Regions from separate parts of the Homo sapiens genome. Here region 2 is linked to region 1. The links are chromatin loops, found by intact Hi-C in ENCODE. Cell type or tissue: PC-3. All regions are shown on one strand.

Region 1 (8,000 bases):
GTATATGGATTACACCTTGTTGAGAAGAAAAAATAATATAGAATATATATTTGCCCTGCCAACCTCAGAGATATAAGATAGAAGAATCCCATTGTTTTCAAAAATGAGATGAATAGAAAAAAAGTACAGTCTTAATCATTTAGCTCAATACCTATTCTTTCTATTGGAATTGGTTAGATGCACTACCTGTGATTCAGGTGATCCATCAGCTTTTTAAAGACTTAGCAAAACACAAAAAGTTAGCTATATGGGAGCTTCTAGTAATTTCTGAACTTGGCAAGGACAGGCAGTAACTATAAACTTACTGGGAACACACTGGAGCCGCGAAGGAGTGCAACCTGGCTTTTGAAAGAGCTTTCCCTTTCTGTTGATGGTGAACTTGGTCTGCTTTGAAACTCCAGAGAAGAGTTCCCTGCAGCTGCATCTTTACAGTTCATGCCCTCACTTTCCTTTCTGTTTTTCTCCCTAAGAAGAGAGTAAACACCATCTGTACCACTGCACTCACCAACCCGGAAACCAAAATCTCTCCTTCCCATTAAGAAAATTACCCTCATCCTGAAGAGCCCTCGGCCATTGGTAACAAGCCACAGCCCTTCTGCCAGCTCCAGAGTTTGCCAGCCCTGAATCAATACATGAAACTGTCTGTGGTCATTGGTATCTGTGGGCAGATGTGCAGGGGAGGATGTGCAAGCCGAAGGGGAATGGAGGGAATGGAGAAACTCTGTCCAGTCGGTACAATGTGCAAACCTTACTTCTGTGCTATTACTTTTCAGACTTTGAAAATGTCGTGTGCTGGGCAGTGTGCTTCAGGTAGCTAAGCATAAACACATGTCTATAAATACTGATAACACTATCTTTATTTGTCCATTACTCAACAAAGCCAGATCACCTGAGGACTGTTTGTTCCTCTACAAAATGAGAATCCAGCACCACATGTATTAAAATGTGGGACATTTTCTTCGGAGTATAAACTTTCAAGAGCAGCATCTATGTCTTTTCCAGAACACTCTCAAATCCTTCTGTATCTTTAACACATAACATACAGTTGATTATAAGTGAAAAATTTATAGTCTAGGTTCATTGCAGCAGTTTTTCTGGGTTTGACCATATGGTCTATGCTGTGTCTGAAAGTCTATTCATTACTATGTCCAATTTCCAGAACACAGAAGTACATAAAGTATGTTCAGTAATTTATGTGAACAACCTGCAGCTATTTCTTGACTTGCTAATTCAGGTAAGTGTTTCTTACATGCTAGACACTTGATAAATGTTCAAAGAATGAATATATAGTTTTAAGACTGAATAAACGTAAACTTTTATGCAATGTGCTCACACAAGAAATGCAGTTTGCAAATATGTATATTTCCCAGAATAAAAAACTGTAGTGAACTCCCTCTTCCTCCCCACAATAAGCCCCAAAAGCATGGTATATGAAGTATTGTCAATAAAGATATTAAAATTAGAAATCAACCTTGAATAGAGCTTTCTCCAGAAAATTTTAAAAACTCAAATAATGTTTGATTTCATTTAAGAGAGACTTAGGAAAACCGGCATACAATTGTTCTATCACAGAGAGTCAAATTCAAAATCAGCTGTGAGAAAAGTTAAACTGTCTGAGGAAAATGAATTTCAGAGAAATGAGGCTTATTTTCTCCTCTTGGTTATTTCTGAAAGAACGTTTTGAAGAAATCCAGTGGAACTTTCCTGTTCTCTGAGGGGTTTCAATTGCTCCTAAAAAACATTTGCCTGAGGTTTAAACTCTATTGGGTGTGATTGTCTTTCTCACTGGTCAATTAATTTTGCAAGGAGGGAGAAGTTAGGAAAAGGCAATGCTAAATAGATATGTCTCCAGAAAAAGGCACCTCAGTTTTCTGCTTAGAGATTTTTTTTTTCTCATCTGTCTCCTTCTGTCCCCATCATTCACTTTTCTTTCTTAAACCAATATGTTACACTCAAGAAGTCATACCCAGAATAAAAACCTGCCTGGAAGGGAATCCGTGTTTGAGTAAAACTTCCCTTGTGCAATCAGCTCCCTGTCCCGACATGGTAGTTCATTTACCCAGGCGTCTATCACCCTTGGAGAGCATGTAACTTTCAGCCTGTACTTACCTGTCTGCCGAGAGCGCCGTGAGTGTGAAGACAGACACCCCAACAGAGGTAAGCTGTATAAAGGGGATCAGTTTGCAGCCAATCCTGCCAAATAGCCATCTGTCAGCCAGGTACCTGCTGGCATCCACTGGAGCACACGTTATTAGGAGGAGCAGGTCTCCCAAAGCCAGACTGGAAATGAACAGGTTTGGAACGTTTCGCATGGACTTGACTGTACAGAAGATCTTGATCAAAGTGATGTTGCCAATGAGGCCTATCAGAATGATAACCCCATAAACTGCAGGGATGACATAGAGGATCCCCGGGTGGGACCAGTCATCGTTCACGGGGAGATCCGCACTGTGACTGGAGATGTTGCAGTGCATGAAATGGTCCACCTCCAAGTTCAGAAGGAAACAGTCATTTAGAGCCATCTCTAGATTTTTTTTCCCACCTAAAAGTTCCCTTAGATGCTATTTCTTAACTATTGATTTTGCAACCGAGTGAAGATGAAGATAAGATCTATGCCGGGCTCTTTGCCTTCTTTAATAAAAATACTCTGAGTACATATATACTAACTATGGTATTCAAAACTCTCTGTCACTATTTTGACACTGGTGCTGCTCTGGCTTTCACATGACCAGTGCAATACAACTCTAAATTCAATAAGTTAACAACAACAAAACTTAGCCACAAAAAGGCTTAGAATTAAACCCACTCTGCATCAGTTCTTTCTACCTCCATTCTAGTCTGAGTCTCCCTGGCTGCAGTTTACTAAGAACTTTTGGCCTGCTATTTTCCCACAGCGTCTTTCCTGATATTTAGAATCTGGAGGTTTAAAGTGGGTAGAAAAAAACTGCACTGAGAAATCCTCAAATCCTATAGGCAGGATGCTTTGCACGTCACGGGCTTCACCAGCAAACGGCAGCTCCGCTGAGCTGAGGCTCTGAAGAGGAACCAGTGTTACTTATAGACAGAGAATGCCAGCCCCCTGCTGGACACTTCAATCACTGCCCAGTTGCCTGCTTTCTCCAGATGAGAAGCAACCAGCCGACTGCAGTTCCTACCTAGCTTAACAGATACCTTTGGCTTCTCATGTAAGCACATAGCACCTAGGGTAGGTATTTAATAAATGTTGCTAGCATTCTGCAAAGGCACTGAAAATCTTTCTGATACTATCCCCATGAATCCAGATGGGGATTTACATCCCATTTTCTCATTTTTTCTAATTCATTAGAATGACATGTCAATATTGCTATCAAATGAGGTCTGTCTTTGAATTAAACGCACACTGATGCACAGGGTGTCCATGTGTGAGTTATCCCACTCAGTCTTCCCACTGCCTCTTTGAACAGGGACTGATCCTCAGAAACACATGCACAGACTCACACCTTAAACCTTCAGCAACTGACATCTGGAAAAGCCAGAAGCACAATGCACACATGTTCTTTCCTGTAGATTTGCCAAGCCATTCCTATTCTGTTTACCAGGGAGAAATTAAATTGGGAACCAGCTGTATTCTTAACTCTCAATGATCAATAGTCTTTTCCAGAAAAATGGGTCTTTTCTCATCTGATCTAAAAATTTTATGAATCGGCATTTTGATGCAGCTATTTGCATTTTTAATTGAATGTTTGCCATGTTTTATAGCAAATATCCTCTTTATAGCCCTGTGTGGAAAATAAAGAACTATAAAAGCGTGATAGATACAATACTGAGGAATTGAGTGGGTGGTAAAAGAAGTAAGTTATCGTTGAAGGAGTGCTAGAAAAAGCTTAATTGAGGAAGTGCTATTAGAATCAGGCTTAGACCTTTAGCCAACAACTTCTAAATACATTATTAGAGTGCATCTTTATGACGTATGTGAAGCCAGCTCCTCCAGGTACATGACGTGAAGCCAGTCACTAACAGGTGAAGTCTCATTTTTCAGAACCCATAAGGAATAACAAAACTTGCACTTACCATGCCAGGGCCCACAAAGAAAGCCCCCAACTGTGTTGTTATGGACATTTCCAGTGGCAGGTTCCAACACTGAGGCTGCTGCCATGCTTTCTATGTAAATATGAAAGGCTCAGCGCCCCTCTCTGCCAGCAGGAGGGAGACTGATGCTGCATGGCTAGAGGTGGAAGAGCTTCTCGGCAGAGATCAGTAGCACCAGTAACCAGCCAATAGCCATGAGCCCAGTGGTGTTGATTAGTTGCCAGCAATATAGCTTAATGATACAGTACACAGGCTCTGCTTCAATCCTGGCTCCCTCATTTATAATTATGGCAAGTTACTTAGTGTCTTAAGCTTCAGGTTCCTCATCTGCAGGGTGAGGAGAACTTATGAAGTTAGATGAAATGATTCATGTTAAGATTGCATAGTATTTGGCACATAGTAAGTGCTCAATTAATATTAGCACTTATTATTATTATCATTATTAGATTGAGGGGGAAAGGCTTACTTTGGAAAAGCCCAATGAGTTCAGAAGAGTGATTGACCTCAGATCAATAGGCAAGCACTCATACGAGTGAATTAGCAACTCCTTTATTTACTTGAAAAAAATTTATCAAACATCTACCAGTTGCCAGGCACTGAGCAAGAGGCTGAGAAAAATAGCATGAAGATGTGTACTCTCACAGCTCTTTAGACCCCAACCCCTCTCTGGAGTGAAGCAACTACCTTTTCTCCAGAAAAGACGATATCTTTAAAGGTTAAGTGTTGACAAGGTCTTTTGAATGAAGAAAATCATATGTGCCTAGGATCAAGGCATAAAGGAAAGAGCATGACATTGAGCAGAGGGACATCTATAAATCCAGAGGGTCACCCAGATTGGAAGACAGGGGTGGAAAAAGAACAGCGTGAAATGCAGCTAGAAGCAGGTTTGGGTGAGATTGTGATGGATCTTGTATTCTTGCTAAGAAGTTTGGTCTAAAAGGCATATTTTTGGTTCACAAAGAGAACTTCTGGATGTTGTTTCCCTTTATTTCTTTAGACACCCCTGTGTGCTGAGTCAGCCTCACTACTTAAATCTAATTGGGTGGTTAGTGTTTCTTCCAATGTAAGTTAAGGGGATGCTGATAGATATTGATTTCTCATAGCTGGTGTTAGCATTATGTGTTCCACAGCACTATAGATTCTTCTAATGGTATTTTAGGAGTAAAGGTGCGTTGAGGTTTGACATCTAATATTTTCGGGGATCAAGGATGCTTTAAAAAGCTAATTCGGGCCAGGTGCGGTGGCTCACGCATGTAATCCCAGCACTTTGGGAGGCCGAGGCGGGTGGATCATGAGGTCAGGAGATCGAGACCATCCTGGCTAACACAGTGAAACCCCGTCTGTACTAAAAATACAAAAAATTAACCAAGCGTGGTGATGGGCACCTGTAGTCCCAGCTACTTGGGAGGCTGAGGCAGGAGAATGGCGTGAACCCAGGAGGCAGAGCTTGCAGTGAGCCGAGATCGTGCCACTGCACTCCAGCCTGTGCGACAGAGCAAGACTCCCTCTCAAAAAAAAAAAAAAAAAAAAAAAAGCTAATTCCATAATTTCTATGTCATTTCAACTAATTAACTATAATGACTCTTTCCATCCCTACCATTATGTGTCACCTTCCGGCAGAGCCGGAACACCAAACACCAAACGTATTCAGACATTTGCTTAGCTTTTTATTTACTGGTGAACATGAGATGCCTCTGACATGTGAACATGACATGGAACAAATGTAATATAAAATCTCTGTCCCCAGGGAGTCCAATTTCTGAATAGAATTGGAGTATGACTCAGCATCTTTTCTTATGTGTTGGGACAGGGTTGTCACTTCTGTTTCTATTTCAGTCAATAGAGTCACCTTTTTCATCTTTCCAAAAGACTGGATTTTCTGTGGGGCTCTAACATGAGGTGGGCAACAGTGACTTGATAGAATTTAGGAGAACAGGTAGATTCAATGGGACCACAGAGTGTGGAGACAAAGCCTCTTCCCACTGGCTATGAGCAAGGTCAAAAGGGAAGCTTCTGGAGGGAAAGGCTGAATTTGGCTTCAGGCATATTGAGTTTGCTAGATGAACAAGGGAATGTAAGAAAGCCAATGGAAAATGAGAGGTGAAGTCTGAAAGCATAGAAGTAAATAATTAAGAGGACTGGTTGAGAACTAGAACCCTGAATGCCAAATAGTTTAAATGTACAGTAAAAGAATCACAGAGAATCAAGTGAAGTTAGGCTTTGAGAAGAAGATTATGTGGTAAAAGTCAGTGAAGACTAAGCGTGATTTCAATATTAGATTTGTGACAGCACCACGGAGAAGCTGCTCAAAAGACTGCAGCAACTCTTGCTTGAGAAGAATCAGAGATGTCAAATTTTAGTACTGCAGCAGGAACAAAAGAGGCAGATGACTCTATCCAGATCCTGTAATGCTGGGATCGTTTCAAGTTCCCTTTTCTTTTCTCAACATTCTGTGACTTTTTATGGGGCTTAAAAACTTAGAAGAAAGATGAGAGGAGTCTTCTGGAAGGAAAAAATGAATTGGGTTTCATTTTGAGTCACATGAAACTGCAGAAGTAAATGTAGATGCCAAGAGAAAGCCTAAAGAGGAAGACGAAATTCTCAGACACATCTGAGGCTAGGAGAACACCTGGTGTGGTGGTTAAAATATATTCGCCAGTTCTCAGTACTCTTTGCTTCAAGAGATGTAGATTAATTTAACCCCCACCTCCACCCCTTAAGTGTGAGCTTTACTTAGTGACTTGCTTCTAACAAATAGAATGACACAGCAGGAATAGTGTGTAACTTCCAAGACTAGATGATAAGGGACATTGCAGCTTCCTCTTTGCACTCTCTCCTTGGATCACTTGCTCTGAAGGAAATCAGCAGCCATGTCATGAGGATACTCAAGTGACCTTATGGACAGATCCACATGGGGAGGAACTGAAACCTCCTGTCCAGAGCTATGTGAGTCAGTCATTTTGGAAATGGATCATCCATCCCCAGTCAAGCCTTCACATAACTGCAGCCCCAGCTGACTCTCTGACTGCAGCTTCATGAAAGACCCTGAGCCAGAATCACCCAGCCAAGCCACTGTTAAATTCCTGATCCACAGAGACCATGAGTTAATAAATGTTTGTTGTTTTAACCCATTGTTTTATGGTAATTTGTTATGCACCCACAGGTAACACCTGGTAAGTAGAATGGATGGAGAAGAGGAAGAAAAGAAAACCACCCCAAAGACAAAAGAAAACAGAAGAGGAAGACCAGAAAAGGCAAGTGCTATAAACCTGAGTTAAACCTGGAGTGGTCATACAGGGTGTGAGGGAAGGAAAGTATGGTCAAATCTAGAAAGGTTGTGCACACTGAAATTCATTTGTCATTCTGCAACACCAAAGTTTCTTATCTGGATCAAAATATGTATTTTTAAAATATTGTAAATGAACTGAACTTTCTTGCTCAGCCACCATATACCTGGAAATTAGACCGTTTATATTTCATTTCTGCATCTGCTCAGTGAACTTGGACAAGTAAAATAAATTCAATGAACATTATTTGTTACTGAACTGTTCTGTGCTATGGATTCTCCATTCATAAAGTACAGGAACATTTTCCCCTTGCCTATGCCCCAGGACAACTTGATGCATTAGCACCACCAGGAGCATGGAAGGCAAATGAGAGTGGTACTGTTTCTCTACCCTCAGCCATCTGTTTCTAGCCTTTTCTTCCTCTCCCCTGAGAGGGTTCGATCAGCACAGTCCTAGACTCCCTGAAATACATTCCTATATTATTTCCATCTCTAATAACAGATGTCTGAAAAGAAAACATGTTGCTGGCATGGATTCCTCTTTAAATGTTAGATTTTGAAATGTCTTTCAGTTTATGGAAAAGTCACAAAGACGGTACAAAGAGTTCCTGTATGCCCCTCACGTAGCTTCCTCTATTATTAAAAT
Region 2 (8,000 bases), 320 kb before region 1:
GCTGTCTTTGTTCTTTCCACTCCATAGCTACCACTTGACACAGGGATTCTGACCTTATTGTGACATCCTGGAAATTAAGTTCAGCCAGAGGTGGCTCCTGACCTAAACAGAGAGCCCAGCCTCATTGTTCCTTAAAGTCTCTCTGAAGTAAGATGCCTCTGGAATAATAACCAGTAGTGATGGAATCCCAATCAGGAACCCAATGGGGAACTTTTCTTGAGAAACTCTTCCCCTAAGGCCTGAGCCTGGGTGCTACTTGACTGCTGCTCCATGGCTTACTATGGGCAAGGTCTGGAAAGCCTTGGAGAAGTCTAGGCAGTCACAGGTAGCAGCCAGTGTAGAGGATATTAGAGGACAGGGCCAACATAGGAGGTGGGTTCATAAGGCAAGAGGCTGGGGACAGACTCTTGGCTCTTCCTTGGATGGGTCCAAATCCCAGAGCTGGCCTTGCATTGGGAGAATGATCAGAGCAGGAAGGCCTTTTCCCAAGTCCTATCTGAGCCACACAGCAAACCCTGGGGGGCGTGGAGGGAGCGATGTACCTTTAACCCCAAGGCTGACCATATCTCCACGCCATGCCTGGGGTTTCTGCCATTCAGGGGTTCTGGGGTCCAGCAAGGGTGAAGTGAAGAAAACAGGAGGAAGAAGAGAGGAGAGGGAGAGCAGGGTGTTTGGAAGCCTCAGGATCTGGTAAGAAGAGGAGAAAGCAAAGAGCAGCAGGAGCCACGAACGCTTCATTTCCTGCTTGTCCTCCCTGCCTCATTCTTGAATGAGGATCTTGAAGTAATGAGTGAGGAGGATTTTCCTAGCTACTAGCATAAGGGAGTATAAGAAAATAGTAGATAAGGAATAAAGTCCAGAGCTAATAAGAAGCACCTTTACTGTTGAATTCTTCTGAGAAAATTTCAGAAGTAAAATTCCTAGGTAAATTTTAGTTTATGTTCCATTCTAGGGAAATGTCAGCCACTCTCCTCTAATTAACATTGCTAAAAGCTTAGAGTGAAAGCTTTCATTTCCTGTTGCTTTTTACATGGACTTGCCACAGCAATCAGTGTCTGTGTAGCTTTCCTTCCCTCGGCTCTTGGTGTTCTTTCTCTGACATTAAGAAATTCTCTTCCTGCATGGAACAAGTGTTATTTTGTTAAAACCGGATGCCTGTCATTTATTCCTTGCAACTGTAAACCAAAAAGGAACTGAGACAAGTCTCAATCAATGTAGAAGTTTATTTTGAGGGCCGGGTGCGGTGGCTCACGCCTGTAATCCTAGCACTTTGGGAGGCTGAGGTGGGTGGATTGCTTGACCTCAGGAGTTTGAGACCAACCTGGGCAACATGGTGAAACCCCGTCTCTACTAAAATACAAAAAATTAGCCGGGTGTGATGGCACACGCCTTAATCCCAGCTACTAGGGAGGGTGAAACAGGGGAATCACTTGAACCTGGGAGGCAGAGGTTGCAGTGAGCTGAGATCGCGCCATTGCACTGCAGCCTGGGAGACAGAGCGAGACTCCGTCTCAAAAAAAAAAAAGAAGTTTATTTTGAGAAGGTTAAGGACGTACTCATGACACAGCCTCAGGAGGTCCTGAGAACATGTGCCCAAGGTGGTTGGGCCACAGCTTGGTTTTATACATTTTAGGGAGACATAAGATATCAATCAGTACATGTAAGGTGTACATTGGTTTGGTCTGGAAAGGTGGGACAACTGGAAGTGGGGGCTTCTAGGTCAGAGGTGAATTCAAAGATTTTCCAATTGGCAATTGGTTGAAAGACTTCTTCTAAAGGCCTGGAATCTATGGGAGGGAGTGTCTGGGCTAAGATAAGGGGTTGTGGAGACCAAGGTTCTTATTATGCAGATGAAGCCTTTAGGTAGCAGGCTTCAGAGAAAATAGATTGTAAATATTTCTTATTAGACTTAAAAAGGTGCCAGACTATTAGTTAATTCTCTCCTGGATCAGGACGAAGACCTGGAAAAGTAAAGGGATTCTTTCCAGAATGTAGATTTTCCCCACAAGAGACAGCATTGCAGGGCCATTTCAAAATATGTCAAAAAATATATTTTAGGGTAAAATACTTCAATTTCTTTCAGGGCCTGCTATCTGTCAAGTGATGCTATAATAGAGTCAGGCTGGAATTCGGTGTCTTATTGCTACAAAGTCTTAAGATGTCTATTGTAATGTGAATGCTGGTCAGTTGTGCCTGAATTCCAAAGCAAGGCGGGTATAAGGAGGCATGTCCAACTATGCCCCCCACTGCCCCCCAACCCCGCCAGCCCCGGCATCCCATCATTGCCTGAACTAGTTTTTCAGGTTCTTTGGAATGTCCTTGGCTGAGAGAAGGGGTCCTTTCAGATGGTTGGGGGGCTTAGAATTTTTTTTTTAGTTTACACAACTAATATAAATTTTATCAAAGGTTTCTGATGGTTCACACAGAAGTCCCACGGTGCAATTCTCCACTGGAAGACATTTTTATTTCCTAGGGCTATTAGTTGGCTTACAATAAAAACTTTAAAGCACTTTTCTTTCCTGAGAAAATTGCTCTCTGAATCAATGGGATTGAGCATAGATAATGGAAAGAGACAGTAAGATGTTCTTGCCTGTAACCAAGCTCCTGTTTAGCGCTTAGTTTGTCTGTCCAACCTGGAGAATCATGGGATGCCCCAGGAATTGTTCCTGAGATTTAAGTTTCACATTGAGACTTTAGGGTTGTTTCCTACAGATTGACTCTTCCCAGAGTGGGTGATCCATCCATGGAACAACCTTGGGTGGGCCTGTGGGTGCATCCTTAAAACAAATGAGGGCTCACTCTGAATATAAGGCAAGATCTTTCAACTGTGGCACTATTGACATTTTGGACTGGACAATTTTGTGTTATGGGAGTGTCCTGTGCAATGTAGGATGTTTGGCAGCATCCCCGGCCTCTACCCACTAGATGCCAGCCTCCACCCCTAAGCTGTGACATCCAAAAATGTCTCCAGACACTGCCAAATGTCCACTGCAGGAAAATATCACGCCCTGTTGAAAACCACTGATCCAAAGCACCCGCAATTATTTATTCTGGTACAGTTGTAGAAGGCCTCGAACACTTTTCTTCAAAGGGCTGTACAGCCTTAAGAAACCACTAGAGGGCGAGCAGGGCTGCTAATTTGAGCTGCTTCATAAAGGTGTCACTGCAGGACTTGGCAGAAGCAGGGGGCCAAGGGACTCCCCTTGGGAGCTTGATGGAACCACTGAGAAGAGCAAGTCCTGCCATCCTAAGAGCATTAGGGAAGCAGCCACCAGTAAGAACGCACCCCTCACCCCAGGAGCTGAGAAGACCATGGTTATGAGGTGACTGTCAAGTGATGGGCTCCATCACCCAGGGTGAGGTAACCCTCTGTGAGGAGGGGTCAGCCAGCCTCTTCTGTCTCCTTGATGTGGTGTACTTAGTGTAGAGAGGAAAGAGATTATTGGTCTTATCTCGATTTTTCATGAAGGGGAGATAGCATTCAGTTCAATAAGTATTTATTTCATGTCTACTATTTATAAGGTTCTGTGTTTGATTATGGGGATATTGGTAGATTGCATAAATGGCCACAAATTATTTACCTGTCTGTATCCATGCCTTTGGGCAGTCCCCTCCCACATTGACTCTGGGCATAGCCATTTGATTTGCTTTGGCCAATGGGTCAATAGCAAATGTGATGCAAGCAGAGACCTGAAAGCTCTTGCTCACTGGGGCATATCCACTCTTGAGGCTCTTGGGACCCTGCCGCTGCTGTCGTGTGAGGAAGCCCAAGCTAGCCTGCTGAATGATGAGAGATCCGTGACCCCAGGGGCTCCTATTACCTCAGCTGACAGCCAGCCAACTTCCAGAAGCTGAGACACCTAGTTGACCAGCAGCCAACTGGCACGGCTTAACTCAGTATAGCAGAAGACCAGCAAAAGAAAGGCCCAGCCCAAATTGCCAACCCACAGAATTGCGAGTCACGTAGTTGGCTGTAGTTTTTAGGTCACTAAGCTTAGGGTGGACTGTTACGCAGCAAAAGCTAATGAAAACACAGATGGATGAGACATAGTTCTTGCCTTCAGGACTCCACAGCCTAAGAGACCAATAATTTGCTCCCAAGGCAGGCTGCTTGTGTAATTGGACCCTTAGAGCCATACGAGACAGTAATAGCAGTCACGTTCGTTTTTCACTCCTGGAATACTAGTTAAAAGCATGAACTTGAAAACCAAAGCGCTTGAACTTAAATCCCAGCTCCATCACTTACTAGCTGTGTGACTCTGTGTAGGTTCCTTAATCTTTGTGTCTCTATTTTCTCGAAAAGGGATAATGATAGAACCTACCTCATGGAGTTGTTGAGGGGATTAATAGGTACACATTTCTTATGATAGGGTCTATGATTTAGTAAGTGTTTTGAAAGTACTAGCAATATATGTTTGGTCTAAAATGGAATCAGCATTAAAGTGTTTTCTTTTTGAATAACACCTTCCACTACATATAATAGTAATACATGTTCTTTGTGAAAAGCTGAAAAAAATACAGGAAAACTATAAAGAAGAGAACAAATGTCATCCCTTAGATTTTGTGCCAACTTTAGAAATAACACATTTTATTTTAAATCAAGCTACTATGATCAGCTTTGGAGAAAGGTCATTCAAGATACTCAGGGAATAAAGGTATCAAGTGCTTAGCCGAGTGAAGCCCTTTATATAGACTTTGCTCAGTGTACATTTCTCCAGTTGGATTGAAAGAGATCAAGTAGTTCCTTGTCCTATAGCATCTGGGATATAATTTGCAGATCCCAATGGACTAAATTAAACATTGGAGCAAAGTGCAAAGGAAAACCAGAAAGGAAGGCAATGATTAGCAACTCTGGACCCATGGAGCATTTCTAACTAAGGAGTATGTTCTTATTTTATTTTTATTCATATTATTTTTAATAAATCATAATTGTACATATTTATAGGGTATAATGTGATGTTTTGATGTATGTATACAATATGGGATAATTAAATCAAGATAATCAAGATGAATTAACATATCCATCACCTCACTTATCATTTTTTGTTGTGTGACATTTGAAATTTACTCTTACTTTGAAATATACATTATTATTGACTATAGTCACCCTGCTGTGCAATAGATCTCAAAACTTAGTCCTTCTGTCTATCTGAAATTTTGTACCCTTTGACCAACAGCTCCCCATTCTCTCTTTTCCTCTACCACTGGTCCCTGGTAACCATCATTCTACTTTCTACTTCCGTGAGTTTAACTTTTTAGGATTCCACATATAAATGAGATCACATGGTATTTATTTTTCTGCACTGGCTTATTTCACTTAGCATAATGTCCTCCAAGTTCATCCATGTTGTTGCAAATGACAGAATTTCCTTCTTTTCATGGCTGAATAATATTCCATTGTGTATATATACCACATTGTAATTATCCATTCGTCTGTTGATGGATACTTAGGTTGATTCCATATCTTGGCTATTGTGGACAGTGCTGCAATAAACATGGGAGTGCAGATATCCGTTTGACATATTGATTTCAATTCTTTTGGCAATATACCCAGAAGTGGGATTACTGGATCATATGGTAGTTCTAGTTTTAGTTTTTTGAGGAACCTCCATACCATTTTCCATGATGGCTATACTAATTTACATTTCCACCAACAATGTAAAGGCATCCTCTTTCTCTATATCCTCACCAACACTTGTTATTCTCTATATTTTTGAGAAAAGCCATTTAAGGCTTGTTCTTATATGCTGCCTCTCTTGATGTGCAAGGCTGTTTAAGTTTGAAACGGCACTTGTTATTAAACTGACTTTTGCAGAAGCAGAAGTTGTATCTTAGAATGGTGTAGTAGCTGGCCAATGTAACACAGGTAGTGATTAGTGGAGCTGGGTCCAGGCCACTGACCTAACATCCAGTGGTCTTTTGTGTTTGGCTTCTTTTACTAGCATAATGTTTCTGAGATTCATCCAAGTTGTAGCATGTATCAGTGCTTTGTCCCTTTTTATTGCTGAATGGTACTGTGTTGTATGAATATACCACAGTTTATTTATCGATGAACATTTTGATTGCTTCTACAAGTCTTGTAGAGACATATGTCTTCTATAAACATACATCTTCATTCATTTCCCTTAGGTAGATACTTAGGAGTGGAATTGTTGGGTCATATGGTGACTCTCTGACATTTTGAGAAACTACAAGACTGTTTTCCAAAATAAGTGTACTATTTTACAATCTTGGTAGCAATGTATGAGGATTTCCAGTTTCTTCACATCCTCATCTATACTTGTTACTGTTTGTCTTTTAAATTATAACTATTCTAGTGGTTGTGAAATGCTATTTTATTTTGGTTTTGACTTGCATTTTCCTAATGCCTAATGTTGTTGAGTATCTTTTCATCTGCTTATTAGCTATTTGTATATATTTTTGGTAAAATGTTTTTTCAAATCTTTTGCCTATTTAAAAATTTGCTTATTTTTCTTCTTTCAAATTATTTGTTGTATAAAAACTCAACATGAATAAAGGACTGGGAAAGAGAGAATGGCAACTTGGAGAACCTGGTGGTTAGATATACCTATAGCATGAATCTTATTAGAAGGCTAAAGAGGTAGGCATGGTCCTGACCTTGTAGAATTGCACTATCCAGTATGGTGGCTGCTAACCACATGACATGATGGATTATGGAGCATGTCAAAGGTGGCTAGTCCAATTTGAGTTGTGCTGTAAGGGTAAAACGCACACCAGATTTTAAAGACTTGCTATGAAAAACTGAATGTAAAGCATCTCATCAATAATTTTTGAATTATTACATATTAAGATGATACTATTTTGAAAATATTGACTAAAATAAAATACAGTATTAAAATTAATTCTATTTTTTAAAATAAAAAATGGCTACTATGAAATTTAAAATTACATACATGGCTCCCAATATATTTCCATTACATAGCAATGTTCTAGAACCTTGACCATCAGTAAATTAGATCTTGATATGTAGAGAAATGGGAAGGCTTTGATAGGTTTTAAGCATGAGGAAATTATGACCGCTTTTTAAAAAAGAGATTACTTTCAATGCACTGTGGTGAATAGATTGGAGAGGACAGGGAATGGCTGGCCAGGAAATGGAGTAGGCAGCTTTGCAGTAGTCTAGATGATGGATGATAGTCACTTGATAGTGATACAGAACTCAATAGTCACTTCATAGGGAAAAACAGCGTTCTGTTCAATATCTCAAATCTACTCAGAATTTTGTAGAAAATACTAAACATTTATGTGTCTCTCAGGGCTAATATCATCTGGAATATACTTTCAGAGGGAGCTACTTAAAATTCTAGACTCTTCTGTGTCTAAGGTGAAGACCACAGGTTACCTGGATCACATACCCTTGTAGGGAAGAGCCACTTAAATAGCAACTCTATACTATGCAAAATGTGGTGCTAGATCATGGTAAAGATTTGGCTTTGACCCTGAGTGAGGGGAACCATTGGAGGCTTTGGAGCACACGAGTGATGTGACCATCAGGTCATTGCTTGTTAATTGGATAACACTGGCCACTGCACTGAGAATAGACTGAAGGGAGTGAGGGTGGGAGAGGGAGGGCCCTGCGATTTAAGCAATTCTTTATTGTTAGGCATTTTCATTGTTTCTAATTTTCTCTAATTTTAAACAACAGAGTAATCAATGTTGTGCAAAATTTTATTACATCCTTCATTCATTTTCTTAAGATAAATTCCAAGAAAAGTGGCAGTTGTGGTCAATGGGGACATCTGTTATTACAGCTTTTGATATATCTTGCCAAATTGCCTTCTAGAAATTTGGACACAGCTTAAATTGCCACTGCTGTGTAGGAGAGTGTCTGCTTCCTTCTTCTTGTGCCAGCCCTTGGCAATGTTACTATTTCTTAAACTTAATCAAGCAAGAGTTCCAAGTATGCCTTTAAAATAATTCTCATATGAATTAGTCCACATTTTTCTTCATGAAACACTTCTCCCCATTGTGTCCTAGTT

Evidence for each region. Peaks named below come from ENCODE experiments on the same cell type or tissue, not always from the same donor. Only the 100,000 strongest peaks of a DNase experiment are listed, where the experiment ranks them.
Region 2: a loop joins it to region 1, with 5 times the contacts of the local background. A loop is called at or near these places in 22 of 110 quality-filtered maps.

What each region holds. Positions count from the first base shown.
Region 1 is chrX:16,118,476-16,126,475 of GRCh38, reverse strand. GRPR (gastrin releasing peptide receptor) reads right to left here and starts at 2,911. Exons shown (of 3, transcript NM_005314.3): 1 at 2,110-2,911. The coding sequence starts at 2,522. RefSeq lists enhancers at 2,916-3,210, 6,528-6,667. In PC-3, a CTCF peak has its summit at 3,101 (motif pointing left); a DNase peak (open chromatin) is centred at 3,025; H3K4me3 peaks cover 3,011 bases; H3K27ac peaks cover 1,316 bases.
Region 2 is chrX:16,440,489-16,448,488 of GRCh38, reverse strand. All of the region lies in intron 1 of LOC124905249 (a long non-coding RNA gene), which reads left to right. Among named protein-coding and RNA genes, the nearest start is that of MIR548AM, 180 kb to the left of the region's middle. RefSeq lists enhancers at 892-1,417, 1,418-1,943, 3,013-3,212. In PC-3, a CTCF peak has its summit at 3,120 (motif pointing right); a DNase peak (open chromatin) is centred at 3,898; H3K27ac peaks cover 2,325 bases.